Regions from separate parts of the Homo sapiens genome. Here region 1 is linked to region 2. Evidence: read pairs that join two places in POLR2A ChIA-PET (ENCODE). Cell type or tissue: PC-9. All regions are shown on one strand. Each heading gives the region's core, and the rest is flanking DNA. Links, peaks and the distances in the headings are about the cores only.

What was found. ChIA-PET counts read pairs that join two places held together with the same protein. Peaks named below come from ENCODE experiments on the same cell type or tissue, not always from the same donor. Only the 100,000 strongest peaks of a DNase experiment are listed, where the experiment ranks them.
Region 1: POLR2A ChIA-PET joins it to region 2 with 5 read pairs; 4 of 35 experiments call an interaction of 5 or more read pairs at or near these places.

The regions. Positions count from the first base shown.
Region 1 is chr12:62,754,944-62,771,111 of GRCh38, forward strand. The region is part of intron 4 of PPM1H (protein phosphatase, Mg2+/Mn2+ dependent 1H); the gene reads right to left. It also overlaps the pseudogene GAPDHP44. Among named protein-coding and RNA genes, the nearest start is that of MIRLET7I, 160 kb to the left of the region's middle. In PC-9, for the core only: no CTCF peak of the experiment used is centred there; a DNase peak (open chromatin) is centred at 12,738; H3K27ac peaks cover 168 bases.
Region 2 is chr12:62,624,115-62,640,282 of GRCh38, forward strand. No RefSeq gene overlaps it. Among named protein-coding and RNA genes, the nearest start is that of MIRLET7I, 29 kb to the left of the region's middle. RefSeq lists enhancers at 5,024-5,742, 6,068-6,692. In PC-9, for the core only: no CTCF peak of the experiment used is centred there; DNase peaks (open chromatin) are centred at 7,697 and 7,957; H3K4me3 peaks cover 1,725 bases; H3K27ac peaks cover 1,662 bases.

The DNA.
Region 1 (16,168 bases), core at 4,826-12,825, 130 kb after region 2:
CTTTACAAGATGGGTGGCCTTCAGCTCTCTACCACGCAGGTCAATTCAGTTCTGAGAGATGCCACATGTGAACAGGGAAATCACACAAGAACAGGCCAAGGAGCGACCTGGATGATGAGAGGCTCAAGCCAGTGATCGTCTTTGGATGGTGAGAATATCATGTCTTTCTTTTCTTAATCTTATTTGTATATTTAAATTGTACATAAGTAGCTCTCTGCTCCTCCCATTTGACAGACAGCCGCCTCTTCTCTCTCATTGACAGCTGCATCCCTGAGACACTACGGTGAAGGTGAAGATCAAAGTCAATGGATTTGGTTGTATTGGGTGCCTAGTCACCAGGGCGGTTTTTAACTCTGGTAAAGTGGATATTGTTGCCATCAATGACCCCTTCATTGACCTCAACTACATGGTCTGTGTGTTCCAGTATGATTTTGTCTGTGGCAAATTCCATGGCACTGCCAAGGCTGAGAATGGGAAGCTTGTCATCAACGAAAATCCTATCACCATCTTCCAGGAGCGAGATCCCTCCAAAATCAGATGGGGCAATGCTGGTGCTGAGTATATCATGGAATCCACCGGTGTCTTCACCACCATGGAGAAGGCTGGGACTCACTTGCAGCGGGGAGCCAAAAGGGTCATCATCTCTGCCCCTTCTGCTGACACCCCCATGTCTGTGATGGGCATGAAGCATGAGAAGTAATGACAACAGCCTCAAGATCATCAGCATGCCTCCTGTATCACCAACTGCTTAGTGCCTCTGGCCAAGGTTATCCATGACAACTCCGGTATCGTGGAAGGACTCATGAATGACCACAGTCCATGCCATCACTGCCACCCAGAAGACTGTGGATGGCCCCTCTGGGAAACTGTGGTGTGACAGCCACGGCGCTCTCCAGAACATCATCCCTGCCTCTACTGGTGCTGCTAAGGTTGTGGGCAAGGTCATCCCTGAGCTAAATGGGAAGTTCACTGGCATGGCCTTCTGTGTCCCTACTGCCAATGTGTCAGTTGTGGGCCTGAACTGCTGTCTGGAAAAACTGCCAAATATGATGACATCAAGAAGGTGGTGAAGCAGGCGTCCGAGACCCCCTCAAGGGCATCCTGGGCTACACTGAGCACCAGGTTGTCTCCTCTGATTTTAACAGCGACATCCACTCTTCAACCTTTGATGCTGGGGATGGCATTGACCTCAACGACCACTTTGTCAAGCTCATTTCCTGGTATGACAATGAATTTGGCTACAGCAACAGGGTGGTGGACCTCATGGCCCACATGACTTCCAAGGAGTAAGACCCCTGGACTACCAACCCCAGCGAGAGCGAGAGAGGAAGAGAGAGGCCCTCACTGCTGGGAAGTCCCTGCCATACTCAGTCCCCCACAACACTGAGAATCTCCCTTTCTCAAGTTTCCATGTAGACCCCCTGAAAAGGGAGGGGCCTAGAGAGCCCCACCTTGTCGTGTGCCATTAATAAAGTCCCCTGCACTCAGCCAAAAAAAAAAAAATTGTACATAAGTAACATATACTGCATATGTAATCACAGTTTTTTTAAACAAATGTTTCATGAAGGAAACATGTACATGAACGTATTTTGTATATTTATAAATATACAAAATAAATTCCTGAGGGAGGAGAGTCATCATCTACAAAGAGGTGGTCCAGGCCAGGGAATACTAAGACTCAGGTGAGCTGGTGACATTTGGGAATGTGGTCCTGAAAAGGTGAAGAGTACTTACTGAGAAATACAAGGAAAAAGTAGGGGAGGGGAAAAGAAGGAGGGCACTGAATCTCGGAGGAGCCAATTGAACGGCCGAAGATGACGGCACGTGAAAGCCTAAAGAACTGTGGGAGCAGCCTCTATAGTAAGCTGCAGAGATGAGAGGGAAAGAGAAAGCAGGATATCTAACCAGGAACCAGTTGGACCTAGGAAAGCTGACTTGAGAGGCACCTGTGATGTCAGCAAAGATTTAACCAAAGCCAAAGACAGCATCTCCAAGGGCTCAAAGGGGAAAACTCTCCTTCCAGAGTTCACAAGGGACACTCAATGCTATGACTGGTCCAGCTGGAAAATGAGGTTGGGGAAAGGGTGGATGACCAGAAAATGGCACCCCCAATGATGAGACTCTGCAGACAGAAACCCATGGCCAAAGAGGCACTGAGAGGCACTGTTTGGTCCTCGTGAGAAGCCTCAGTGGGTTGGCTTTTATCCCCATACTCCCTCATGCTCTCGTAGGGCTGGGTTATGAATCTGAATTATCTGAGTGTAGACAGTAGGGAACAGGAAAGGAGGAAGAACATCATGGATAAAATCAGGAGTGTGATTTTTGATAGATAAACTGTTTCCTGTTTTTGCTGGGATTAGTTATGCCAAAAGTGGAAACTCAGCTTCCTGAGACACCTCCCATTTCAACACAAGAAATAGGAGAAATATTTATACCATGGCCTAGTAAGGCTGAAAAAATCTTCAGGTGTGTAAAAAATATTTTAAGTTCTAGAGAAACTATTATAGTTGCTTAGGGTTTAACTTCTTTCTCAAACTGTAAAATGAAAATAGACCAGTTCACCCTTAGATCACAGGAATGAATAAAATCAATGAAGAGATAAATTCACTAGAAGAAAACACACTCTAGTAAATTCACCAGAAATGTACCATCATAGATCTACTATTTTCAAGTGTCTTTCTTGGGGCAAGTTTCAAGTTGTAAGGTTGTCTTTACAATAGAATTATTGAAAGGCACTTCCTACCATAACACCACTCCAGAAAACACTCGGAAGCAGCTCTATCATTTAAGACCCATGTTTCTGTGTCCCAATTTCTATGGACTTATCCAAATTTACAATTTCAAATGTTTAGCATCAGTCAGTAAGTCACACACTCCACAGAACAAGAGGCTCTTAGAACACAATTATTATCTTATTCCCATTGGCTGGTCTCATTCACAACCACCTCTCAAAGAAGAAAAGCAGATGGAGGCTTCCCACATGCAACCCTTTATGGCTCCAGCCTGGTGCAATTTAGGAGTGAGGTTTAGAAGGAATTAGAAAGCGCAGTAATAGAGACAGTCATTGTAATTTGAAACATGAATTTGCTGTTCAAAAGGCTAAACTGGAGTGCTTAAAGCTAAGTGCTTAAAACTACCCCAGAACCCTAAAGTAATGTACCATAATTACAATTACTTTCCTTCAATAATAGATTTAAAAAGTTAATACTTTCTTGTGTTTGGCTGGAATCACTCAGTCATCCATTGTAGTTGTGAGATCTCTTTCTTGGAAATCAACATCTTCATTTGGTTTCCACATGAATAATTCTTGGAAGCTACAAAGTCTTTGAAGGGTATTTATTTTTGCCTTGAGGTCTGGTGGCCTCAAAGTTCACATGAACCTCACAGATGCAAACTATCTCAGCATGATTCATCTATGCCTATAGCGTTCTCACCAAAGGGAGGTCCCTGCCTGTGTGGGGTTTCCATATTTATACTGCTTTGTGTGTTTATTTGTAGTTAAAATTGTTTTCACAAGTCAAATAAATTTAAAGATGACCTACAATGCACATGCATGAGAAATTAAGCCAAAACTCAGATTCTTGACTGAATCACTGTTTGTTTTATCTTGGTGGTGGGACATGTGCTTTGCCTAAACTTCAAACTTCTTATCCTTCTGCCTCCATAATTGCAATCATCTCACTCTCCACACTGGCTACATTTTATTTAAACCTTCCAACTGTGGAGGAAAAAAAAGGAGCATCTAACCCAAGACAGGTGTCACCTAGACAGGAACTATCTGAGAGCTAAGAGAATTTCTTTTCTCCATGAAATGCTGTGGTGGTTAGTGTCAGGCCTCTGAGCCCAAGCTAAGCCATCATATTCCCTGTGACCTGCACTTTTACATCCAGATGGCCTGAAGCAACTGAAGATCCACAAAAGAAGTGAAAATAGCCTTAACTGATGACATTCCACCATTGTGATTTGTTTCTGCCCCACCCTAACCGATCAATGTACTTTGTAATCTCCCCCACCCTTAAGAAGGTTCTTTGTAATTCTCCCTACCCTTGAGAATATACTTTGTGAGATCCACCCACTGCCCGCAAAACATTGCTCCTAACTCCACTGCCTATCCCAAAACCTTTAAGAACTAACGATAATCCACCACCCTTTGCTGACTCTCTTTTTGGACTCAGCCCGCCTGCACCCAGGTGAAATAAACAGCCATGTTGCTCACACAAAGCCTGTTTGGTGGTCTCTTCACACGAACACGTGAGACATTTGGTGCCGAAGACTCGGGTAAGTGGGACTCCTTCGGGAGACCAGTCCCCTGTCCTCACCTCACTCTCACTCCATGAAGAGATCCACCTATGACATCAGGTCCTCAGACCAACCAGCCCAATGAACATCTCACTGATTTTAAATCGGGTAAGCGGTCTATTTTTACTCTCTTCTCCAACCTCTCTCACTATCCCTCAACCTCTTTCTCCTTTCAATCTTGGCACCACCCTTCAATCTCTCCCTTCTCTTAAGTTCAATTCCTTTCATTATCTGGTAGAGACAAAGGAGACACATTTTATCCGTGGACCCAAAATTCTGGCACTGGTCACGGACTCGGGAAGACAGCCTTCCCTTGGTGATTAATCATTGCGGGGACGCCTGCCTGATTATTCACCCACGTTTCAGAGGTGTCTGACCACTCGGGGATGCCTGCCTTGGTCTTTCACCCTTAGCAGCAAGCACCGCTTTTCTGGGGGGCAAGCACCCCTGACTCCTTCTCTCCGTGTCTCTACCCCTTCTCCACTTTCCTGGGGGGCAAGCACCTCCCACTCCTTTTCCACTTTCCTGGGGGGTAAGCACCTCCCACCCCATTTCCACTTTCCTGGGGGGCAAGCACCTCCCACCCTGTTTCCACTTTCCTGGGGGGCAAGCATCTCCCACCCTGTTTCCACTTTCCTGGGGGGCAAGCACCTCTCACCCCTTCTTCACTTTCCTGGGGGGCAAGCACCCCCCATCCCTTCTCTCCATGTCTCTACCCTTCTCTTTAAACTTGCCTCCTTCACTATGGGCAACCTTCCACCCTCCATTCTTCCTTCTTCTCCCTTAGCCTGTGTTCTCAAGAACTTAAAACCTCTTCAACTCTAGCCTGACCTAAAATCTAAGCATCTTATTTTCTTCTGCAATACTGTTTGGCCCCAGTACAAACTCGACAATGGTTCTAAATAGCCAGAAAATGGCACTTTTGATTTCTCTGTTTTACAAGATCTAGATAATTTTTGTCGAAAAATGGGCAAATGGTCTGAGGTGCCTGACGTCCAGGCATTCTTTTACACATTGGTTCCTCCCTAGTCTCTGCTCCCAGTGAGACTCGTCCCAAATCTTTCTTCTTTCCCTCCCACCTGTCCCTTCAGTCCCAACCCCAAGTGTCACTGAGTCTTGTGAATCTTCCCTTTCTACTAACCCATCTGACCTCTCACCTCCTCCCCAGGCTGCTCCTCCTCCGGTCGCTCCCTGCCAGGTTGAATCAGGCTCCAACTCTTCTTCAGCCTCTGCTCCCCCACCCTATAACCCTTCTATTACCTCCCCTCACACCCAGTCTGGTTTACAGTTTCATTCTGCAACTAGCTCTCCCCCACCTGCTCAACAATTTCCGCTTAGAGAGGTGGCTGGAGCTGAAGGCATAGTCAGGGTACATGTGCCTTTTTCTCTATCAGACCTTTCCCAAATCAGCCAGTGTTTAGGCTCTTTCTCATCAGACCCCACTAAATATATACAGGAATTCCAATATCTAACTCTGTCCTACAATTTAACCTGGAGCGACTTAAATGTCATCCTAATAGTTAGGCCAATTCCCAGAATGACTAAAGAAAAATAACTTTTCCTATAAAAGGTGAGTAAATGGCCAAATGACCTAGACTAGCTCTGAAGGGTAAGCACTGAGTCCCAGGTTAAAGATTACATTCTAACCACACACCAGTCATACTCTGCTCCGGGAAAAACCTTAAGTACTTGTGACCTTCTGTCCCTAACTTAGATGTTGTTTACTTTCAGTTTACATACAGTGCAAACACCAGGGTGTACATGATTTTCAAGTCAAAAAAGATAAGGACTAATCCAGAAAGGAGAAGGAATTCTGTTTCATGCAGGCTCCTTGACAGCAGCAAGAGATAACAAAACCACAACACAGGAGGCTTTAGAAAAAAACTAAATAAAAAGCCGTAATCTCAAAGAAGACTACAGCCAACAATAAATATTAATACTATAAAGTAAGGTCCTAAGGACTCCACAGTTACGGAGGAATAAGGGATCAGAAGTTCATATCCATTATTTGGAAGCATTAAGAAATGTTTAGATTATTTTCCATTACTCTGTATTTGAGGAGGAAGGGGAAAAGCTGTTTCAAACCTGTATGCAGAGTGTAATTTCCCTGGGGGGCAAATGGGATTATGTATGAAAAAAGGCTGGAAAGATATACCCCTAATTGGTAACAGTGGTTGGGGAGGGGAGGAGATTATAGGCAATTTTTCTTTTTTGCCTGTTTATATTTTCTACAAGAAACATGACATATATCTACAGCAAAAACTGTGTAAAAAATCCTTGAATTTTCCTGCTAAAATTGGTCTATGTTTTGTACTAAGGTAGAGATCTCTACCACAAAACACCAGGTGGAGATAGGCCTGTTTAGTGCTTCTCATTGCCCCAGCCTTATAGGCCCTCATTTCCCCATAAAAAAAGGGATGGAGAAGGGTACTGAGAATCTCTATAAAAGGTAGCCACTTATAGGAGCGTTTTGCAAGAGTTTAGGGAGTCCACACAGTGGAGCTGGCTGGCTTAGTGTAATAAATAGGCTGCGGTAAGAGTCATTCTAGGCCACAGCACTCATGGGGGCATGATCTGCCTTAATTTTACCCATGGGGAATGACACAGCAAGGAGCTGGAAGGCTTAGACATGAAGACTGACCTCTGCAGACTGGTGTGAGGGAAATGGACGTGGCTCCCAGAAGCGGCTCTTCCCACTCTCAGGACCTGCCATCTGTGGCCTAAGACCAGAGACCCACAGCCAGGCAGAGGGTCTCCCAGCACAGGCCCAGTCAGTGCTCCGTCTGCAGCTCCTGTCTTGGTAGCACTGCCTTGCTGTGTGCCAACAACTTGGGAGTCCCTGTTTTAGAGAATCTGCCAAGCCCCAAGTTTGCCTTTGGGTTAACCCCTAACTACGTATGGCCCATTTTAGGAGTTCCTTAGAGAGGTTTCTGTCTTGCACAGGTGGTCAGGTGAGTGTGCACAAAGCTCTGTGATTAGACCCTGTGGTGACCACACCTGATGTGTGCTTGTCCAGAGGGGGCTCACTGCCATGGAGTCTGTAGCAGTGCCTGGCCATGAGCGTCAGAGGCCTCAGCAAAGGCCTTCCTGATCTTCCTCTGGGAACTCCAGATAGCCAAGGAGCAGCCCCATGCTCAGAAAGCCACAGAGCAGGACAGGAAACTTCAGAAGCTCGCCTTCCTCCAAGCTTGGCTTTTCATTCAATTGTAGACTCTGTTGGAGGCTCAGAAGAGGCATGGTAGATGCGCCTGACAGCAGTAACTTATGCATACCCCGAAAATGATCCTTATAGCAGACACACCTGACAGCAGTAACTCAAGAAATGAGGGTTGCCATGTGGAGGGTGCTAGGGGGAGGATGCTAAGTGAAGATGCTATACAATCTGCATCCTTTTTACAAGCAGTTGCAGCTCTGTCCAGCCTGCCACCACTGGGCCATTTCTGTGTGTAAGTTCCCCATAATAAAACCTTGTGCCTTGTTTGTTGGCTTTGGGTCTCTTCTTCAGGTTCTTGAACGTGGTGTCATCCCTACTGAAATCAATAGGGATCTAGCATGACAGAGGAACATGTGATGAAATAAGCTAAAAATAGGGGCAATACCGGTTAAGAAATAAAGAACACCTCATTGATGACCGAGAAGGGAGAGGCTGGCAGGGAAACCTGGAGGAGGCTGAAATGCCTTTGGACCTGAAGAACTGTGCATGATTCAATCCTTCCTCTTATTGAAAGGAAAGAAACTATTTTTTTTTCCAAAGCACCTGCCAAGAAGCAGGTACTGTGTCTAATTTCTCTTCAACAACCCAAGGAGGCAAGAAGAGTTTTTAAGTGATGGTCCCGAAGTCCCCAAGCAGGGACCGAGAAGCAGATTTACCTGGCTCCCAATATGTGCTACCTCCCAGATCAAGCAAATGGTCTTTTCAGGTCTGTGAATCCATCCAAGGTCATCTCTTGCCTGCCCACACTGGGCTGTTTGGGTGGAATCAGGCGGACCGGGGTTGAGTGCTGGCCTTTCCACTTGTCCCCTGTAACCCTGGACTGGCTGTTGAGCCCCTCCAAGCCTCGGCTCCCTCCCCTCTATAAACCATGGCCATCAACCGCACACCATGCTATGAAGATCATCAGTCAGGGCTGAGCACCAAATCCAGATAGGGTAAATGTGCATGAGTGGGAGCGGGCATCAGGAGCAGAGGTCCTGATTTCAGATCACCTGCTTTGCATGCAGCAGTTGCTTTTCAGCTGTGAGACTAATTGTTCACAACTTGACAAAGCAGGTCAAAGTACAACACAAATTGCTACAACCTCTTGCCAGTCCTCGGCTCATTTCTTCCTCAGCTCTTCCTTACTTGATGGGTAATTAGAACACTTGTCAAATACAGAAAGTTGAAATCACTAATGTGACTCTAAAACTTATTGCAGATCATTAAACATTTACTAGAGGTGCATAATGCAGAGATGTGGTAAATGACATTTCTTCACAGAAATTGTTGAGCTTAGAAATCTTCAATCGTTTCATTTTAGGGGTGAAGCAACCAAAATCTTGAGAGGCTAGTGGTTTGGCCAGACCTAAACCTGAGGGGTTCATTATTCCATTTGCTGAGCTTGCTACCACTCATGGTGGACTATTAATTCTCACCTCCACTCCTGGTTGCTTTTGAACATGTGGGGTGAGCTTTGAGAGAGCCGACGTCCTAAGATAGAGGAACACTCCTGATGCATTTTGTCTCCTCCAGCGAAGGTCAGGGTGCTTCTCAGTCCTGGATTCCTGCCTCGATCCAGCTGCTGCCTTTTCTTTGTCTGCACTGGTTTCTGCTCCATGCCGTGGGGACCATCCTGTCTCTCCTCTCCTTTGTAAGATCCAATAATACTGAAAATGTTGAACTCTGGTGAATTTCCGTCCAGACAATTGCCAGGGACAAAAATAGTGAAATGAGAACAAATGGGAGTGACCCAGAAGAGATGCACCCAGAGAGACCACAGACTCTGGAGTCAGGATGTGGAGGCACCGTCTAGGGACACCAATGTCCCCTGGCTTATGTCCTATATTGCCAGGAGGGGGATATTTGTGCTGGAAATCTAGGTATGCCCTAAATTAGTGAGTGGAGATCATGGCTGCAAATGCTAGACAGAGCCAAACCACCATCCTGAAGCAAATCTGTCTCAAATGTTGAGTAACAGCTATTCTGAATAAAAACATTCTGTGCATATGGAAGGCTCAGCTTCCAAAGGATCTTGACATTTTTAACTATAAAAAGGTCTCAAATTAAATCCATGTGACCTTGAGTGTAACAGGAACCCCAGGAACACCACACTTTTACCAATCAAATGAGAACTTCCAAGACCTTTCTTCCTCTCCCATTTTGTTTTTTTTTTCTTTCAGCGTTTACTCCTCGAGCACCTCCTACTTCGTGCCAGGCACTGTACTAGGCACTGGGCTCAGATGGGGAAGCAGAGAGGGCAGTTTCTGCTGCACAGAGCTCACAATATAGGGAGGAGCCGTGATCCATCTGTGAAGGTGGGAGATGCCTCAGTCAGGGAGGTCCAGGAGGGTACAGTGAGGCTGAGGCTGAAAGGACTGGCACGGGGGGCCATGGAGAAGGATGGAGGGAGAGAAGTTCAGGTAGAAGCAACTGCATGTGTGAAGGCCGCATGGTGGCGGATGCTCGGCCTGTGTGAGGAGCTGGACAAAGCCATGCGTGCCGCTTAGTTAGGAAGAGGACAGGCTCAGGGGAGGCTCGAGGGATGGGCTGGGGCCAGTCAGAAGGACCTTGCAGGTCATCAAAAAAGTTCAGATGAGCTCAGTAGTCATCTCTGAAGGGCTTTGAGAGGAGGGTTTATCTTTTACAAAGGTTATCCCTGTTGTGTGTGGAAACTGGACTGGTATAGGACAGAGCTGAGAGAGGGAACCAGGGTCTGTTGCTGAAGTTCAGTGAGGTGTGTGACAGTACATGACCAACAGCAGTGCAATGGTGAAAAAGAGAACTGATGTCCACGAGATGTCATCTGGAATCAGAACTGATGTGTGAGGATGGACTGGGAGCTGGGCACAGTGGGGTGGAGGCCATGTTTGCTAAATGCCTCTATGTGCTGGGCATAAGGAGAGTGTGTTTCCCTAAAAGAAGCCATCTCTGTCATTCATATGCCAGGTCCCTGTGCACCCACTGTTAATGATGTCCTCCCTGGACTGACTGCACCTACTTGTCTTTAAAGAATGTGGAAAAGCCTGCAATGGTATCAACGCTGTCATGGTCTTTTCAAACAGCAATACTATACATAATCAATTTTTCAACACCTAAGCAGAGTTGAGCCTGCTTCTAGAAGAGTTTTGAGAGAATACAAAGATAAGATTTGATTCCTGCCACAAACAAGCTCTGGCCTATTAGGGAAGAGAGAGAGACACCCAGTTACAGTGCAGTGTGAAAAGTGAAGCAAAAGAAATAGAGGGGAGACCCTTGGGCCCCCGGCACACAGAGAGGGATCAGTGAACAGGTGTCTGCCTGGGATGGGATGGAGGAGTCAGGGAAGACCTCAAGGAAGAAGTGATGCTGAAGCTGAATCTTCTAGAAGACATCCCAGGGCTGTTCTTGACAGAGGAGGAGGGCAGCATGTTATCAAGACAAGGGAGATATGAGTACCTGGTCTGGCATTGCCAGAGCTCAGGGTATGAGGATGAGAAGTGACAGGTGAAGGTAGAAAGAGGCTAGAATCTGGACTTCAGTCTGAAGATACATCACTGAAGGGCTTTCAACAAGGAAGTGGTGTGGCCACCCCACATTGTAGTAATCTTGGGGACTGCCAGATGGGTGCCAATGCAGTGGCCAGCCGTGTAAGGGGCCCAGGTGAGGCTCCTATATGGAGTCTACAAAATATGCAGCTGGTGATTAACAGGGATTGATGACAGAAGGGGTGGGGAGGGGGAATGCAGGTCAGGGTAAATTATCCTAGGTTTTTGGTTTAAGTTTAGGCACTTAGTGGCCTAAGAAAACAGGAGAGAGGGCTCTATTGGGGAAAAGAAAACTATGCTAGTTCTGGGCATCTTAAGTGTGAGATTTGCAGGACATCTTATTTATCCATACTTAACCTTTACCCTTGATTGAAAGGGTGATTACATAAACACACACAAAATAAAATAAAAATATATGTGGAAAATAAAACTAGAAAGATCACAGGAAGGTAGGAATTAAGTTAATACAAAAAACATGTACTGTAAGGCCCTTGCGCTTATTAGAAGTGGGTCACAAATGCTTCCTAACAGGCAACACAGATACAAACCAGGATCAGTTTACACAACTCAGGGCCCAAAATGAATTAAAAAAAGCCACAGAAACAAAAAAAAAATTACCCTGCTCTCAGTCCCCAGGCTTTTCCTAAATTGCATATGAGAGAAAAGTCCTCTGTGGTCCTGAAAAAAGAGGAGGCTGTGTGATAGAATGAGCAAGCTCTTCAGCAGGGTCCTTCAGTGAATGCCACAGCACATTTCACACAGCTGTTTCTTGCAATCTTCTCCAGTGGAGGCACATGGCATAAGCAAGCCATTCAGGAAACCATTGTGCAGGGCCACAAGTGTGAGCTTCAGGCTTTACCAGGGATAGATTTGAGAATTTCTAGAAGGGTGCGAGGAATAGAAATCCTTCCTATATACTGTTTCTCTCAACAGACTCTTTCAGAAATACCAAAAGGCAGCAAGTTCATGGCCACCCTGCCCAATAAATACCTGAAAAGCAGTTACACCACCAGCCAAGCAACAAATAGGCTTGCTCAGTTGGTTAGGGCTGTGGGGGAAGCAGAATGATCAAGTGTGAGGGAAGTTCAAGTCGAACCCTGCCACATGCCTCATGGTAAGCTCCTGACGCTCTGCAGAGAGGTGGGAGGCTGACAAGAGGGGAGAGGTGACTGGAGGAAGGTTGTCATGGGGCCTGGAGTGTGGGAGGGAAGTGCGGCTTGGGCTTCTATACTTGGGCAACATCGGGATGTGAGTGGATGCTGTAGGTGCATAAGATGGCTCAGGGTGGGATGTGGAGAAGCTGGCTGAAGACAAACCCTGGGGCAGCCTGCATTTCAGTGGCAGGTGTGAAGAGGTTCCACCAGTGAAGGGGAGGGAGGGGGAAGGGAAATCCTAGAGGCCGAGCAGAGAGATTGTTTCAAGAGGAGTTGGTGCGTACTTATGGTAGCTGCCTTTAACCTCTCTGTAAGTGGGTGTTTTTGATAAGGTAATATTAGCTGCTATAGCAGATAATCCTAAATATCTCAATGGCTTCATACAGTGTGTGTTCATTTCACACATGAAATACAAGGTCTGATTGGCTTGGGCATAGTCGCAGGGGTATTCTGCCAGCTTCAGCATGCACTTCCAAAGCCATCCTGGTTTGTCAACTTCCAGTCTGGAGAAGAGTGAGGATGGTATGTGTGGCAGTCTCCTAGGATTCGTGTAATATGAGTCACAACAAATTTGGCAGCTTAACACAATAGAAAATGACTTCTCTCACAGTTCTGGAGTCTGGAAGCCTGAAATCAAAATCGTAGGGCCACGCTCCTTCTGAAGGCTCTGCAGAATCCTTCCTGGCCTCTTCCCAGCTTCTGGTGATTCCAGGAAATCCTTGGTGTTCCTTGACTTGTGTCTTCTTAACCCGTCTCTACCTCCATTTCCTCCATTTTAACTGGGTCATCTTCCCTGTGTCTGTCTACACATGCCCTTCTTAAGTCCAGTCACTGGATTTAGGGTCTGCCCTACTCCAGTTTGGCCTCATCTTAATTATATCTACCAAGATCCCATTTCCAAGTAAGGTCCCTTTCACAGGTGCTGGGGGTTAGGACTTGAACATAACTTTTTGAGGGAACATAACAGTTCAAGACAACAGTATGTGTGAGGTTTTCGTGGGTCATACATCACTCGCCCACACCCCCGTGGTTGAAACTGAGTCATGTAGCTATACCTGCAGTACACCAAAGGCCGAGGAAGGTTGTTCCCTGTGCTCAGGAGAAAGGAAAAGGCAGCAGGAGGGCAGCTAGTCAGCTCCACCATACCACAGGGCAGGGAGATGGGGGAGCACATTGGGACAGAATTGAGGCTATCATGAGGGGGAAATGCAGCCAGGGAATGCATGCTCTGAGGGACAATCCGGGATGTGAAGAGAACCAAGTTAAGGGGAAGACATGCCTGTAATCCCAGCTTTTTGGGAGGCCAAGGTGGGCGGATCATGAGGTCAGGACTTCGAGACCAACCTGGCCAACATAGTGAAACCCTGTCTCTACTAAAAATACAAAAAATTAGCCAGGCATGGTGGCGGGCGCCTGTAATCCCAGCTACTTGGGAAGCTGAGGCAGGAGAACGGCTTGAACCCAGGAGGTGGAGGTTGCAGTGAGCCGAGATCCCGCCATTGCACTCCAGACTGGGCAACAGAGTGAGACTCTGTCTCAAAAAAAAAGAGGAAGACACAGGGATAAGGGGAAGGTTGTGCGAAATGAGAGAACTTTGAGTATGTTTGCAGGCAGGTAAGAAGCCAAGGGGAAGGGAGCAAATACAGATATGTAGGGGCAGAGAGGATGGGTGGAGACTTTTTGGAGGAGGTGGAACAAAGAACACTGGTGGAAGAAATCAGCACATCCCTGAATCTAAGTACGGAGAGGCACAAATCCTGTGAAATACCAAATGATAAAAGACAAGACAGCTGGGGTTTGCCTGGCTTTTTAAGCCTGTTACCTGATTTCTTTTAGGCCTAACCTGAGACATGTTTGTTTTGCACAGCTTATTGTATATATTCAGATACCTATACTACACACATTATACACAGATATGTTAGGAACATCTCTCTTCCAAGTACATTCCCAATGTGCTAATCCTGAGAGTTCTTGCAGAAATGTTGGGTCAACCAGAAGACTGCTTGCTGGCAATGCACTAAAACAGTAATGAATACTTTAGCATCATGTAATTGTGTATCTGCTGCAGAAAGAACAGTGGGCTAGTCTAGCTCTTCCTGCTGTGGCACCACTAGCCCTAAGAAGCTCTGATCCACAAACCTGCACCACTTGGGGTAAGGAAGTTGTCTGCAGAGTCCACATTCAGAAAAGGTGGTGTCCCTAACCAGAATACCGCTTTACCCTTTTAAGTGGCAGAATCCTGATGGCTGTGACATGCAGAGGTGGCCTGCGTGTGAGCAACTGGTCCTCACACAGAGGGAGAAAGGGCACAGTTGCCCAATCACTGACAAAACCAGCCTCGTGGCCTGAACAAAATTAGCCTGTTTGAGAGCCTGCTCATAAGCTAAAGAATTAAGTATCCATTCCAGAAAACAATATGAAGATGGGTTTGTTGGTCTTCTGACATTCATTCAATGTCTTCTATGGGCAAAGGCAATTTGTGAAAAGCATGGCATTGAAAATACCATACTGAACAGCTGTTTTTAACAGCGCCATGGGAAACCCTGAGGGACTGTTGATGGGTGTAAACCAAAAAGTATCCAAGACATGTCTCAATTGATTTAAAAGTTCATTTTGCCAACTTAAGTTAAGGAATGCCTGGGAGAAAAAAACATGGAATCACAGAAACAGTCTGTGATCGGTGCCTTTCTCCAAAGATGAATTTGAGGGCTTCAACATTTAAAGGCGAAAAGTGGGCTGGAGGGGAAAGAGGGAGGGTATGGTAACCCACATGTTGCAAGAGAAAAGCAACAGGTTGGGGAATAGTCGATTATCTATTCATCTGGGGCTCAGTAAATTAGTACTTTCCATAAGATAAGATGAACCCAGAGTAGCTACCAGTGGAGATATTTAACCTTTTATCTGCAGCTATTTGCTTAGGAACAAAAGGAAAGGCAGTTTCTTGCATGACTCAACTTTCAGCTTTTTTTTTTTTTCCTTTTTGGCTTAATAAATTGGGGTCCCTAGTTTTTATTTTTTTTCCACCTGGGGGATAATATTACTAATGATAATTATTATGGTTATTGGTATAGTAATAAAACACTTATTGAGCATTTATTATATGCCAGGAACTGTGCTTAACATTTTACACACTTTGAATCATTTAATCCTTCTACTAACCTTATCACAGATAAGGCCTCTTATTATCCCCATTTCCCCCATTTCCCTGATAAGGAAGGCACAGAGAGGTTAGGCATTTTGTTCAAGGTCCCACAGCGCTATGATAAGTCACAGAAGCCAGGACCTGAATCCAGCTTTTGTTTCTCCAGAATCTGTGCTATTAATCAGTATATAACCTGCTCTACATCACAAGTGTTCCTATCTGTTTTACATACTGGGCCTCTGTTGTAAGGTCTCATTTAAACAAAGGGTCTGGAAAGTATATAATACAGCTTTTTTTTTTAGATGATCTATTAACATTGAGAAATTGGTGCAGTCCATTTGGAAGGACCATGTGTCTTTGAAATGCTGGTGGCAATGATGACCTGCCAGCTCAGAATCACAAAGAACATGACAAGGGTGTGGTGGGGGAACAATTATACAAAAACTTTGACACAGAAAAGCAGCAAAACAGGAGTGAAAAGCGAGCAGAGAGATGAATCAGTGTGAAAATGGATTGCACGAATCCAATTTTTGCAGGCAGGCCTGGTGGCCCACAGTAGGGAAAGCGTTCCCACTCTGCGATTTCAAAAGCCATTTTATTATTGCCTGGGATACCACTGGAAAAGAAAAGCAAGGGTCCAGGAGCCGGGTGGGAAAGCACAGTCCAGCACAGAGGGTCAGGGCAGGCTCCAGGCCCAGCAATGCAGCTCTAGGCTTCTTGTGCAGCTGAGCTCCCTAGGAATAGTGACCTTGACTTCACAGCTAAGTCTTGCAGGAAAAAGAAAAAGACACACACACACACACACACACACACACACACACACACACACAACTGTGTTTTTCGAATGCCTGAG
Region 2 (16,168 bases), core at 4,826-12,825:
AAGTCACAATTAGGCTGGACTGAATGGCTCACACCTGCAATCCCAGCACTTTGGGAGGCCGAGGTGAGGGAAGACTGATTGAGCGCAGGAGTTTGAGACTAGCCTGGGCAACATGGTGAAACCCCATCTCTACAAAACATTAGGTGTGGTGGTGCACATCTCTAGTCCCAGGTACCCAGGAGGCTGAGGTGAGAAGATTGCCTGAGCCCAGGAGGTCGAGACTGCAGTGAGCTGTGACTGTGCCACTGCATTTCAGCTTGGGTGACAGAGTAAGACCCTGTCTCAGAAAAAAAAAAGTCACAAGTAATGACAGGTGTTTCTTCATTCACAAGGTAGAATGGGATTGAACACAGAGAAGAATGCTTTCATTTTAAATTATTTTGCTCCCTTTTCCTTCCTGTTGTGGACTTGGTATAATTCTATCTGGCTTGGCAGGCCTTTGATTTCACAAGTTCATGAGCAGTGGCTTGTGTAATATTCCCAAGTCAGGTGCCAGATTATCTGTATAGACTTATCTCCCTTAGCAATGGCTGGCTTCAATGTAATTTTTTTTTTTTTTTTTTTTTGAGACAGAGTCTCGCTCTGTCGCCCAGGCTGGAGTGCAGTGGCGTGATCTCGGTTCACTGCAAGCTCTGCCTCCCGGGTTCATGTCATTCTCCTGCCTCAGCCTCCCCAGCAGCTGGGACTACAGGCGCACGCCGCCACGCCCAGCTAATTTTTTGTATTTTTAGTAGAGATGGGGTTTCACCGTGTTAGCCAGGGTGGTCTGGATCTCCTGACCTTGTGATCCACCTGCCTCGGCCTCCCAAAGTGCTGGGATTACAGGCATGAGCCACCGCTCCCGGCCTTCAATGTAATTTTTAAAACCCAAGTAATTTCACAGTGATGCAACTGAAAAACTTCCTGTCAACTATTAAAACTAATATGTTTGATAGCTTCACTAATAAAACTTAACCAGGAGAATGTAAGCCAACAAACCAAGTTTAAATTGAGTTTAAGTATTTATTCAAGATCAAACCATATTCATTTGATATATCAACTAGTGAACATGAATTTACTACATGGGAAGTATTGTCCCCAAATTATAAATCTGGTGGAATAAAGGGGAACTAAAGGTGAAGCAAACTGTAAATGTATTAAGTGTGTATCAAGTTGGACAGAGCAGTGAACATGCTCTGAGATCCCAGGCAGTTCTGCATGGCTGAGCAGAGGCTGACTACATGGAAAAAAAGTCTTTGGAGGATTCAGGGTAATGTTTCTGAGTTGTGGTTTACCAAGCCTCAAGACAGCAAGTCCACAGGGAAAGAGTGAGCCTGGCACCCAAACAGAAGCAAGCCTCGCTCTCTAGGGTGAGGTAACCTAGGAGTTCCGGTTAGAGATATGAAGCTATTGCTCAATTTGCAATGTTCTCTCACATCACAGATTGTGAGCATGGAATTAGGGTCAGATATCTGTCCTGGGCCAGGAGCAGGAAGATACACTCTTGGGCTCAAGTGATCCTTCCACCTCAGCTTCCCATGTAGCTAGGACTACAGGCACACACCACCATGCCTGGCGAGACCTTACTGTTTCATCTCCTAACTCCGACTCTGATTAGTGGTGTGAAAGTGAGCAAACCATTTCCACTTTCTAAGCCTGATTATACTCATTTTGTCAAGGCGAGGGTTGAAGTTTTTCCACCCCTGAGATAAAAAGGTTGAGTCTGGAAGCAGGATAAAAAGGATTACAGTTTAAGGAAGGAGCCAGCTGCCTTCAATAATGAGAGGCAGTGGGGCCTGTGAGAGGCTGTCCCTTTACATGAAGTATCCACAGGAGTGGACATTGCTGTAGAGTATCTAAAACATTACCCTGTAGGTAGTTTGCAAACCAGTGATTCCCTCACATCACAGTAAATTGATGAGTGAATTTTCTGAGTAACTAACTGCACAGTTGACACTAGAAAAGGACTATAGCTTAAAAAAAAAAGCAAGAAAGGTATCTTAGTTACCTATCACTTAGTTATCTTGCAGTTTTCTGAGGGACAGGAATACAAGCAGGCTGGTGCTGGGTCTCTTTCAATGGGGTAGTCATCTCATTCACATGGTAGCTGGCAAGATTCAGTTTATCATGGGCAGCTGGTCAATTCCTTGTCACCTGGGCCTCTTTGTTGAGCATCTCACAACATGGCAGCTGGTTTTTAATCAGATCAAGCAAGCAGGAGGACGAAAGAAAATGTGAGCAAGAGAGAGTGCTGGCAAGATGGAAGTGAAGGTCTGTTGTGTTTTAATCTTAGCAGTAATTGCCCATCACTATTTGAATATTCTGTTTCTTAGAAGCAAGTCACAGCCGGGCACGGTGGCTCACACCTGTAATCCCAGCACTTTGGGAGGCCAAGGCAGGCAGATGGCCTGAGGTCGGGAGTTTGAGACCAGCTTGGAGAAACCCCATCTCTACTAAAAATACAAAATTAGCTAGGTGTGGCGGCACGTGCCTCTAATCCCAGCTACTTGGGAGGCTGAGGCAGGAGAATCGCTTGAACCGGGAGGTGGAGGTTGTGGTGAGCCGAGATTGCGCCACTGCATTCCAGCCTGGGCAAAAAGAGTGAAACTGCGTCTCAAAAAAAAAAAAAAAAAGGAAGTCACTAGGTCCAGTCCATAGGCAAAAGAAAGGGATTTACACAAAGAAGTGAATACAAGAAGGCAGGATCACAGGGAGCCGCATCGGAAGCTGCCTCCCACAAAAGGCTTTCTATCGTGGGGTTCGTTTTCATCTAGACAATCCCCCAAATCCCCCAAATTCTGAGGTCATGAAGTAAGTTAGTTACATGGCAAGGAAATGCTGAACCTCCTTTTTTATGTGGGCTATGCTTGAGGGTTCTATTTTCTCAAATATGCATTCTTTCATTAAACAATAGTTATTAAACATGCATCTACTTGTACCAGATAATGTGCTAGGAGCAGGGGCTACTAAGATGATTGTAGGTTTGTTTCTGCCCTCGTGGGTTGGAGGAAGGTGGCGGAGGTAATATTTACATACATAGAAATGAGACATACCCCACACTATCTCTGCGAAACCTGCCTACTGAATAAGATAGTCTTAATCTTTCAGTTTTACCTTTTCACATGTGGATCAAATGTCATTATCAAGAACTTAACTTTAGGAACCCTTTAATTAGAATGTGTGATATGGTTTGGCTGTGTCCCCACCCAAAATCTCATCTTGAATTGTAATCCCCATAATCCCTGTGTGTCAAGGGAGCGAACAGGTGGAGGCAATTGAATCATGGGAGCAGTTTCCTCCATGCCGTTCTTGTGACAGTGGATGAGTTCTCACAAGAGCTGATGGTTTTATGTGTTTGGTAATTCCTCCTGCATTCATTCTCCTTCCTGCTGCCTTGTGAAGAAGGTGCATTGCTTCCCCTTTGCTTTCTGCCATGGTTAAGTTTCCTGAGGCCTCCCCAGCCATGCTGAACTGTGAGTCAATTAAACCTCTTTCCTTTATAAATTACCCAGTCTTGGGCAGTTCTATATAGCAGTATAAAAACGGACTAATACAATGTGTTTTCATTAAAGATCACTGGTAGCCCATTAAAATAGTTTATTTGCAAGTGTTCACATTCACCATAGAATAGAAAATATAGATAAGTAAAAAGAAGGAATTAAAATCATGAATAATCCCACTACCCATAGATAATAACAGATAACAGCTAATATCATTTCAATGTATTCCAAACTTTTTCAATGCCTGGGTGTTATTTTCCCCCTTCCATACCTGTCTGAAGCTCTTAATAGCATATTGTGAACACTGAGTCACTCATTTCCTGGAGGTCAACATCATTTGTGAGAAAGATAGTGGTGAGATGATTAGTAGTGTTTGCCCTTGGAGTGAGCCTAGCTACTTTTATTTTTTTAATTTTTAATTTTAATTTTAATTTTTGTAGAGATGAGGGTCTTTCTTTATTTCTTAGGTAGGTCTTGAACTCCTGGCCTTAGGCAGTCCTCCCACATTAGCCTCCCAAAGCACTGGGATTACAGGAATGAGCCACCACACCTGGTCTAGCTCCTTTTTTCACTCTTGTCCATGTCCATTTTTTCCTTTTTTTTTTTTTTTTTTGAGCAGAGTTTTGCTCTGTCACCCAGGCTGGAGGGCAATGGCATGATCTCAGCTCACTTGCAACCTCTGCCTCCCTGGGTTCAAGTGATTCTCCTGCCTCAGCCTCTCCAGTAGCTGGGATTACAGGCACGCACCACCACACCTGGCTAATTTTTGTATTTTTAGTAGAGATGGGGTTTTACCATGTTGGTTGGCCAGGCTGGTCTTGAACTCCTGACCTCAGGCAATCTGCCCACCTTGGCCTCCCAAAGTGCTAGGATTACAGGTGTGGGCCACCGTGCCTGGCCGATTTTTTCCATTTTGTTCATTCTTTCTTTCAGCCCACAGACTCTTCCTTCTTGCCTCTCCTCTCCACCTGTCCTACTTTTCCTCCCATTTAAGCCTTTTTTTTTCTACCTATGGCCAACCTTTCACTCCTTCTGTTAACCAGCTCTCTCCTTCATCCTTCATGACCCAGTGCAGTCATAAGCGTTTGTGGGAGACATTCCTTGATCCTTGCAGACTCTTAAACACTTTGAGAGTCTGATTTTCCTCTGATTTTCCACAGCATTCTCTTCTTACCTCTATTATTGTACTATCTCATGTGAGCATTACAAATTTAGGTGTCTGCTTCCCTAGAGTAGATTCATTTTATTCATCTCCATAACCCTTGAAATATATGGAAGAGCTTCTGTAACGTTTGCAAAATGAATGAATAAAAACACCCATCCTGTCGGAGTTACCTAGAACTGCTATTTATGAGCACATCTGGAATCCCTTGGCAAGCCCCTGGGCTATCCAGGCTTCTGCCCTTCATACACAAGTACTGTGAGTCCTCCAAGAAAACCTCCTCAAAGGCTCAATTCCAAATCGCACAGAGAGGTATTGAATAACACAGCCAAAAAGGGAAGAAGTACTTTCGGGTAAGATAGGCAGTATATGAGAATAGAGGTCTTGGAAATGCTGTTTATGATGGCCTAGAATCCACGACTAAAGAATGTGCATTTTCGAAGACAAAATTAGTAGCATTACATCTTTATAGAGAAAAGTAGGGCTGCTAGAAACACATCCACATAGCCATGAGGTTGACTGAAGCAAGACAAAAGAGGTGTTTTTCTTTCTTTCTTTCTTTTCTTTCTTTCTTTCTTTCTTTCTTTCTTTCTTTCTTTCTTTCTTTCTTTCTTTCTTTCTTTTCTTTTCTTTTCTTTTCTTTTCTTTTTTTGACTGAGGGCAACAGTCAGTTCTCCAGTCATAATTCTGATGCTCGACAATGATTTGAACAATGAGGGAGGAGGAGGAGGCTAAAGAAGAAAGAGAAGCACCCACTGGGTGGCCTGGGAGGGAGCTACCCAGTGAGCAAATGAATGCAAATGAACTGAGCTGATTTTTGTTGTGATGACAGATGACTTTCCCGCAGGGTCCCAAGAGCAGCCCAGCAGGACAAAGCAGAGGGGCAAAACCGGACCATTGTGCCGGATCTAGGGAATGTTGCTGGTGACTGCTAGCTTGTCTGTCCTTAGAGGAAAACCACCAGAGTTCAAGTTGTGGAGAGCTGAGGAGACTGCATGCAGTATTCTGATTTGTTTCTGTGCCATGTGTCATATTAATGAAGTAGGATTACTTTAAGCTAAAACAATTATACTAGGATTTCAGTGTTTAGTGTTTTTTTATTATTTTGGCTTGTCCTGTTATCATTATGGCTAGCTGTGCTTAAAGAAACATCTAGAGTTTCGCATTATTTTTTCTTAGAAAATGAGAGGAGACACCTGACTTGATCTTTATTAGGGAGTGAAATTTCTGGTCCCTGATAAACATGTAGTTTCACAAAGAGGTGAGACACATCTTGAAGTTATACTTTGAGGATCCTCATTTGGCATTACACAGGGTTGGGCAGTGTGGGTCATCTCCATCTTGTCTCCTCTCCTTTATGCCCTGTGTTCCACCATAGCAAGCATGACCTTTGCCTTTTCTCCTTGGCCAACTCTTACTCATCCTTCACCCAGTACAGCACCCAGCATGTATGGAAAACCTTCTTTGACCATTACAGATTCTGAAATGCTCTGTCCCCTGATTTTCCACAGCACTCTCTTCTTACCTCTATTACTATACTTCACATGAGTGTTACACATTTAGGGAACTGGACAAAGGACCTCTGTGTTGTATGCACATGCTGTGGCTTGTGGCCCAAACAACCCCCAAATCCGTTTTTGTTGTCCTGGGAGGTAATCCTTACCTTCCACTCCACTTTGCTCTTTAATGAGACTAAATGGGCCACCTTTGTTTCTTCTCAAGCAGCATTTGATGAGACTAGTCAGCGATGACAGGCAGCTTTCATCCCCCACTGAGCCAATTCCACCCGGCAGGATTGCACTTGCCCACCTTGATAGGTGGCAAGACAATTACTGATGGCTTTCTAGACCTGCTTCAAAGCTTCCTGTAACCTGGCAGCGAATGAAATGCACAACCTTCCAACTCAATGACATTTAAGGCAACCACTCATCGGTTCAGGCAGCAAAATAAATTGGTACTCAGCTGCTCCCAGTCTATTTTTCTGGTTAGAACTATAAAGAAAAGAAATGATTGTGCCACTGCATGTGTGACAACAACCTGCCCCCTCCCTCAAGCAATCACATTCTCTTGCTCTCTCTGGCTTTGTTCTGGTCCACCTGAAGAACAGAGTGTTAAGGATTATATTTGGAGGTTGCCTAGTGCTATATGTCTACATCTGAGTCCTACACATACAGATAAATATGATGAATGGATATACATTTAAATTACATATCCACCCCTACTGAATTTGTCATTCATTCGTATGAAAATATTTTCCATTAAATATGATAACTCCCTAAAATTCTTATTTAGTCCTTTATTCATGGGACTAAAGTTGCATCACTCAATGGTGACATTTAAAGGACAGTTAATACTGTAACACAGAATAATGACCTTGTGAAGTGTGGTGTATTTGGTGTGCTTATCCAATAATTTATAGATTCCATAAATATTAGTTATGATGTATGAAGAGAACTCAAAAGGCAAGAAATATTTTTCCCAAGGATTGTGAAATGTATCATTTTAAAAAGCATGTTCCAATACTTACTTGCTTCCTGATTTCCCCAAATTTCTTCCCTTCTAAGCCATAAGTGTTGTGTTTCTCCCCCAGTAGTCAAACATTAACAATAAAAACAAGAAAACACTCTTCCTCCCTTCCACCCACCAAACACTGATGTCTTTGGTCTGTACAAACACGAAGAAGAAAAAAAGGAATCAGTCAAACCAAATGATCTTCACTCTCTTTCAGACTAAATCTGCTTTAATCAGTGTGCTAGCACCTTCTGTCAAACTCCCCGACTGCTTAAAGCAATACATTATTCCTTCAGTTTCGGCAAAAGTTAAACCTTTGCCAGCCCCAAAACTGACTCTACGTGGAGGCTGTTGCCAAGTTGATTTTTCTGGCTCAGCCGGGAGGCTGCTCCCTGGCTCTGTTCTAAATTAATAAGGCCAATCAGAAATGCACAAAGCCTGGACGGCCAATCATTCTTCTCGAGGCTTTTGCCATCTCCTCCGCGGTCAGATAAATCATGTTAAAGCCATTCCACCGATGACCATAAATTAGGGGGCCTGGCCGCCGTCCCTCCCAAGGACACCGCAGACTGAGATTATTCTGTCGGCCGCACTCGGCCCCCAAGGAGTAGCACTGCGAGGGTGGAGGGTCCTCCAGCGCGGGGGCGGGGGTGTAGGCCCCGAGTGATTTCCTGCCACAGTGCCGGAGCGGGACTGGCGCTGCCTCCCGGGTCCAGGTTCCAGCCGCTCCCAGCTGTTGGCGGCGCTGCTGAGATGATGGCCTGGATCCCCCAGGTTCCGGGACTCCCCAGGTGGCTCCCCGAGGCTATTTACAGCTGAGGTTCGGCCGGTGATTGCTGGGACGGAAAACTCATTTCTCAGCCTGGCTTTTATTTACACTCTTATTAAGGAGGCTTTCATTCGTGTTGGAATGGCAGCGAGAGGCTGCGGGCCAGGCGGCCGAATGGGTCGTGCCCGAGCGACAGCGGCCGCCTGCGCCGCGACCTTGAGGGCAGAGGAGCGTGGGCGGCGTGCGGGGACAAAGGCGCGCGGGGAGCCTGGGTCACGGCTCTGCAGCAGACACGGGACCTCCACGTTTCTACCACCCCGGAAAGTTGAGCGCCTTGGGGGCTGCATTTCTCCCTTTATTGGTAGCTGGTTCGGCTCGCCCCTTTGCCCGACCACACGCTCTTTGTAAATACAGAATAGGACAAAACGGAAAGAGTGATGTGCTGTCCCCTCCGTCTAAAACCCTAAGTAAATACCCAGTCCTCCCCCAGACTCTTCTCCACCTGTGGTTCAGGTGTCTGGGAAGAAGGCCCTGCACGCCCGTCCGCGCCTCCCCTGCCCGGGGGAGCCCCGGGTAGGCAGTGGCCAAAGACTCTGTAGAACAACTCCCGGGAGGGCAGGCTCGCGGCTGCTCCTCCCGTTGGCAGCGCCTCAAACCCTGGCAGGCCCGCGTGTGTGCATGTGAGCCTGCATGTCCTGAGAATCCCCCTGCAGCCTCGCACATCTGGGTCCCCTAGCCATGCATATTCATGCCCCAGAGCAGTAAACCCAGGTCAGCTGCTCGGAGACAGTGAATCGAGTTCTTGAAAACTGACCAAGCCCGTGACTTCAATAAAATGAAGACAGAGCTGTCTTTTCTCCAACTCCTGAGCAAAGCTCATAACACTTGAGGCATTTTTGTTTTTTTCTGAAAGGGACAAAAGAAACGGGGGAAGTCAGCTGTAGGAGTGGTGTGGAGAGTGTGTCTACAGTTCTTCCATTGCTGTAGAAATCGTGATTTGTTTCTTGTATCCTACCTACTCCCTTTGTTAGTTTCCTCAGCCTCAGGAGAAGTGGGTATCATTTGCAATATTCTTTCTTTTGCATGTGGTCCCTGTTGGTGTAACATGCTCTTCCATTTTACCCTTATCATCCTCCTATTTGGTGATGTTCCTCCCCTCCCCTCTCCTCCCCAGAAAAAAGCAGTTTCCACATGTGCCCTCCTAACCCTCCTTTCTGTAACTTCCATAAAAAATGCCCCTTTTCCGGGCGCGGTGGCTCACACCTGTAATCCCAACACTTTGGGAGACCGAGGGGTGCGGATCACTTGAGGCCAGGAGTTCGAGACCAACCTGAGCAACATGGTGAAACCCTGCTTCTACTAAAAAACAAAAACAAAAAAACCAAAAATTAGCCGGGCGTCGTGGTGCGTACCTGTAATTCCAGTCGCTCTAGAGGCTGAGGCATGAGAATTGCTTGAACCTGGGAGGCAGATGTTGCAGTGAGCCGAGATCGCGCCACTGCACTCCAGCCTAGGCGACAGAGCAAGACTCTGTCTAAAAAAACAAACAAAAAACAAACAAAACTGTTTTCCCTTCCCTGGTGGCTCAGGGGCACAGTCACTCTCTTGCACAGCCTGATGGCAGGAGATGGGGTGAGGGTGGCTGGGCTGGGGTGGCCCTGGGAAGACGATATCAGAACAATAATACTTGACTGCCCTACCAACCTAACCGCCTCATAGCCCCTCAGGACTCCAGTCCAGTGAGGGACACTGTTTAGGGCTGAAATGTGTTCAAAATTTATATGAGAGTCAAAACTGCGAGTATCTCAGAATGTGACTGTATCTGAAGATAGGGCCTTTATAAAGAGGTAATTAAGGTCAAATGAGGTCACATGGGTGGGCCTTAATCCAATCTGGTTAGTGTCCTTTGAAGAAAAGGAAATTCAGACACACAGAGGATTTGTTTACACGGAGAAATGACATGACGAGAGGGAGGCGATCTGCAAGCCAACCAAAGAAGCCTCAGGAGAAACTGAACCTGCTGGCACCTTAGCCACCCAGTCCGTGATATTTTATTATGGCACACGAATACAGGTACTAAGGAGGTCTGTCCAGAAGTCAGTCCTGAAGTCCTCCCTCCTCCTCCGTGACCTGGGAACTCTCCCTCAGGATGGTACTGGCCTGGCACAACTTTTCTTTTTGTTATATTCCAGGTGTTCTTGTTCTTTGAGACAGGAACCTATACCCAGTGAAATTTCCCTGTTGCTGAGTCTTTATTTCTACCCCTCTTGTTTGATTTTTCAGTTTTGTCCTGTGTAAGATTCCCAGATAAAATAGAAGACACCCATTTAAATTTGAATGTCAGATGATAGTAGTTTTTTAGTATGAGTACAACCCAAATATTGCAAGGGACATACTTAATTTAAAAAATTCTTTATCTGAAATTCAAATCCAAGTAGATGTCCTGTATCTTTTGTCTGATAAGTCTGCAAACGTTACTTTAGAGGTGTGTCCTTAGTATCTTTACACAGTGTTTCTCACCTTAGAATCAGCTAGAAAACTTTTTTTTTTTGAGATGGAGTTTCGCTCTTGTTGCCCAGGCTGGAGTGTAGTGGTGTGATCTCGGCTCACCGCAACCTCCACTTCCTGGGTTCAATCGATTCTCCTGCTTCAGCCTCCCAAGTAGCTGCAATTACAGGCACGTGCCACCACACCTGGCTAATTTTGTATTTTTAGTAGAGACGGGTTTCTCCATGTTGGTCAGGCTGGTCTTGAAATCCTGACCTCAGGTGATCCGCCCGCCTCGGCCTCCCAAAGTGCTGGGATTACAGGCGTGAGCCACCGTGCCTGGCCAAAACATTCAAAAGATACTGATGATTGGGTCCCTCCCTGGGGGATTCTGATTTAATTGGTCTGAGGTCTGACCTGGTAGACAGGGTTTTTTTAATGCTCCCAGGTGATGTTAACATGCAGCCAAGCTACAGAAGCACTGCAGGAAGGGACAGGTATTAACTAAATGTTCACAGCTATTTCATTGTTGTATTTAAGCTCCCTTAAGCTTAAATTCTTTGGGTTTCTTGTTCCTTTGTTCTGCTAAAAATGTCATCTTATTACTCCTCTTATTGCTGAGCCCAGAGGCAAAGGTCAAACAGATCATCGAAAAATGCCCTGTTAGTATGTGAAATGGTCATCTTATTTCAGGTCAACTGAGCCCATAGAGAGAGATGTCAAGAGCTGTAATATTGATACCACCACAGCAAATGACTTTCCATCCAGACACATTCGGTTTTATAACAAATAGTGCAACTGGGCACCCTGGTAAAAGATTTACCTTTTACCATTACTTTTATTACAGACCACTGCTCAAGAATGTAGGATCTGTTTTAAGCATACTTCTAGTTCAAGAGGATTTGAACATAATTTCGTTCAGTTCTTCCAGACCCTGACTATCTGTCCTTTTTGACTATTAGTTGGCATTTATAGAGAGCCAAATCTTACTTGCTCCTCACTATTTACTGAAAAGTTGGAAGATTCAGGTACTATGGTTAAAACCCGTGGGGTAACACACCATTCATTCTGCTTGTGTAAGGGCCTTATAATGGGGTCTGGTACTCAATGTCACCATGAAGACAAGCCTTGACAACATACACCTTCATAGTGCATGCTAAGGAGCTGTTGGCAGAGCTACAGCTGAGCAAGAGTCAAAACTAGATGAGAGGAAAATAAGATGCCTGTGACAAAAACACATTTTATAGAAAATGGTGCTGGTGGGTCAGCAGATGACATTGATTAGTTAGTATGTCTCAGTGCAAAGTTCAGGGATGGGGATTCAATGTGAAAGGGCTTTGTTAAAAATGCCATCCAAATAAGGGTGTACACAATGGAGGTTTTGTGACTAGCCCTTATTATCTAATGAGAAGTTACAGAAAACTGGAGTGGTAATTGGCAGTTGGGTGTCGACTACATATAAGCTTTAGATTTGAAATATTGGCTTTGGTGCTACTTGGCACTGTGTCCATGGGAAACTACTTTACCTACCTGAACTTTTATTTTTTCATGTGGAAAAGGGCTTTCAGAATGGCAGAATAAAAACCTCTGAAAATCTACTCCTCCATACAAAGAAAATTCTGGCAAAAATTGCCAGAACCAACTTTTTCAGAACTCTGGAAATTAACCAAAGGACTGCAACAATCTGAGGAATGTGTATTCAAGAAAAATGGCTGAACCTCAGTAAAAATAGGGAGCTTTGTGACATTTAGTTTTAAAGAGACAGGGTCTCTGTCACCCAGGCTGGAGTGCAGTGGTGCAATCATAGCTCACTGCAGCCTCAAACGATCCTCCCACTTCAGTCTTCTGAGTAGGTGGGACTACAGGTGCGTGCCACCATGCCCAGCTAATTTTTATTTTTTATTTTTAGAGGCAAGACTTTGCCTCTAAAGTTGCTCAGGCTGGTCTCAAACTCCTGGGCTCAAGCGATCTTCTCACCTCAGCATCTTTGAATAGTCGGGATTACAGGCATGTGACACCTCACCTGTATGTAACATTTTTACTTGACCAATCTCCTTACCCTTCTTTCCAGATCTGTGGTAGGCTTGAACACTAACAGCTTCTCAACCATGACAGCTCTGAGTACCAGCAGACTAGCAGCCAACAGTGAGGCAGAATAGGTTTGCAGCCCTAGCAGACCTGTTTACAAGAAATGCTTTTTTTTTTTTTTTTTTTTTTTTGGAGACAGGGTCTCACTCTGCTGCCCAGGCTGGAGCACAGTGGTGTGATCATGGGTCACTGCAGCCTCAGACTCTTGGGTTCAGTGATCCTCCTACTTCACCCTTTCACGCAGCCAGGACTACAGGTGCACACCCGGTTTATTTGTAAACTTTTTTTTTTTTTTGAGACAGAGTCTCGTTCTATCACACAGGCTGAAGTGCAGGCATGATCTCTGCTCACTGCAACCTCCGTCTCCCCGGCTCAAGCGATCCTTCTGCCTCAGCCTCCCAAGTAGCTGGGACTACAGGTACATGACGCCACATCCGGCTAATTTTTGTATTTTTTTGTGGAGATGGGGATTTGATATGTTGTCCAGGCTGGTCTCAAACTTCTGAGCTCAAGTGATCCACCCATCTTGGCCTCCCAAAGTGCTGGGATTACAGGCATGAGCCACCACACTGGCTAAGTTTTTTGTAGACATGGGGTTTCACTATGTTGTCCAGGTTGGTCTTGAACTCCTGGCCTCAAGTGATCCTCCCACCTTGGCCTCCCAAAGTGCTGGGATTACAGGCATGAGCCATATACCTGGCCTACAAGAAATACTAAGGGGAGTCCTTCAGGCTAAAATGAAGGGACACTAGGGAATAACTTGAATCCACATGAAGAAATAAAGGATGCTGGTAAAGGTAAATACACAGAAACCATAAAAGGCAGTAGAAATGTATTTTGTTTCTAATTCTTTTCTTCTCCCATATAATTTAAAAGACAACTACATAAAACAATAATTACTAAACTGTTGACAGGCTTATACTGTAGAGAGTTGTAATTTGTATGACAAATAGCACAGAAGAGAAGGAAGGAAATGGAAGTATATATTGCAGCTAAGTTTTTGTTTACTATTGAAATTAAGTTTGTATTAATCCAAACTATATTGTTTTAAGATGTTATTGTAATCTTCAGGACAACCATTAAGAAAATAACTCTGTTAGGAGAGCAGTGGGGTCCTCAGTATGGTTCCTTTAGGCAGCTCTGCTGACCCCACCCTTTCCTGAACTGCCCTTCTGTCCCAGAGGAGTCACGCTGACCCCACCCACCTTGCTGCTGGGCTTTGGACCCCAGTCTTGAAAAGGCCCGGCCGTGCTGGCTCTGCCCCTCAAAGGGGCTGTGAGCAAGGTAGGAGGGAGCTGGTCTCCTTTCTTGGGCCCCACCTAGGACCCGAGCACCACCTACCCCTGTGAGGGCCCCAGGCCTTAAGTCCCTGGTTGGGGGCGGGGGGGGGGGGTGCTATGGGTTTGTGACTCCAGCAGAGCAGAGGAACAGGGCACTGGAAGTGAGCTCAGCATGTGATTCAGTGATGGACCAGGTTTGGAAGGGCCAGTATACTTGTCATTGTTGTCGTTGGTTTGTTGTTGTATGTTCCAGGATATCAGTATTTTAACAGGTTCTAAGTGCCTTTCTATTGTAACTTATGTTTTCCCTCCTCTTGGCTCCATTGCTGTTAGCATAGTTTAAAAAAAAGAAATAAGCTAATGACTATAACAATATATTCCTCCATGGGAGAGGAAGTTTATAAAGAAACAGTAAAAGTGAGTTGCAAAAAATAAAAAATAAAGAAACAACAGGAAATTAAAATGGTATACTGGAAATTATTTCTCACAAAATAAGGCAGTAATGGAAAAATAAAGGAGTAAAAAGACAGACACATAGAAAACAAATAGCAAAATGGCAGATGTAATTCCTATTTAATCGTTAATCAGGTTAAGTTTCTATGGACTGAGAATTCCAATCAAAAGGTAGAGATTGGCATAATGAATTAAAAAAAAAGACTCAACTATATTTCTCTATAAAATACACTTTAGATTCAAAAATGCATACAGGCTGAATGTGAAAGGATGGGAAAAGATGTACTATGCAAAAAGTAACCAAATAAGGGCAGGAGTGGCTGTACAAATATGTAACAAAATAGACTTTAAGACAAAAATTGCTGGCAGAGACAAGGGATACTTTACAATTAAAAAAGGCCAATCCATCAGGAAAACAATTATAAACACAGATGCACCTAACAACAGAGCCCCCACCCTAAAATACATGAAGCAAGGACAGACAGAATGGAAGAAACAGCCAACTCAACAGTAATAGTTGGAGACTTTCATACCCTACTTTCAATAATTGATAGAAAAATTAGGTAGAAGATCAATAAGAAAATAGAAGACTTGGACAGTATGATGAACTAACTAGGTCTAACAGACATCTACAGAACAGCCAACAACAGCAGAATACACATTCTTCTCATGTGCACATGGCACCTTCTCCAGGATAGATCGTATGTTAAGCCACAAAACAAACCAATATGTTAAAAGGATTGAAATCATACAAAGTATGTTCTCAGATCACAATAGAATGAAATTATTTCCTCATCTGCAAAAAATGATAACATCTACCTGAGCGGGCGATACAAGAATTAAAACCAAGTAGCCAGCATGGGGCATAATAAACTTTTTTATTATGAGATACTTTGTTAATTGTAAGAACAGATTGCATGTATGCTTTCCTTTGCCTCATGACTAGAGTGTGGCAAATGATGGGTTAACTTCCTCCTTTTAAATTAGAAAAAAATATTAACCATTTTCAATTTGTGGCAGATTATAAAATTGATAGTGTTATAGTTTTGAGAAAATACAGTATCACAACCCCGATGCATCTTACCACCAATATGACTAGAAGCTGAATGTAGGACTACCTTAGAATACAAACTGGCAAATTTATAAATTGCCCTGTGTTTATAAAACAAGATAAATGATTATGGATCTACCTGAATTTTCCTTAGCAATAGGCCATGAGTGTTCATTCATATGTTTGACTCTCTTCATTTCACACCAGAGAGGCAAGATCAGGCCACATTCTTTTTTTTTTTTTTTTTTTTTTTTTTTGAGACGGAGTCTCGCTCTTCCGCCCAGGCTGGCGTGCAGTGGCGCTATCTCGGCTCACTGCAAGCTCCGCCTCCCGGGTCCACGCCATTCTCCTGCCTCAGCCTCCAGGGTAGCTGGGACTACAGGCGCCCGCCACCACGCCCGGCTAATTTTTTCTATTTTTAGTAGAGACGGGGTTTCACCGTGTTAGCCAGGATGGTCTGGATCTCCTGACCTCGTGATCCGCCCGCCTCGGCCTCGCAAAGTGCTGGGATTACAGGCGTGAGCCACCGTGCCCGGCCAGGCCACATTCTTACGAGTTAATTCTTCTAGTCAAGGAATAAAGCTTGACCTTATACTGTCTTAAAACAGATCTTAGTTCAGATTATCTATGGCTGCTTTTGTGCAACAATAGCTGGTTTGAGTAGCTGTGACAGAGTCCAAATGGCTCATAAAGCCTAAAATATTTACAATTGGGATCTTTACAGAAAAAGTTTGCAGAACCATAACCTAAGAACTAAATAAATAATCCTTGGGTGGCGCTGGCAGATGATATTCCAGGAAAGACACTGAAAAAAACATGCAGTCATCCTTTTATTTCCAAGTTTGCATAACTTTCTTCAATATGGCCAATCTTGTTTCATCTGTAAAC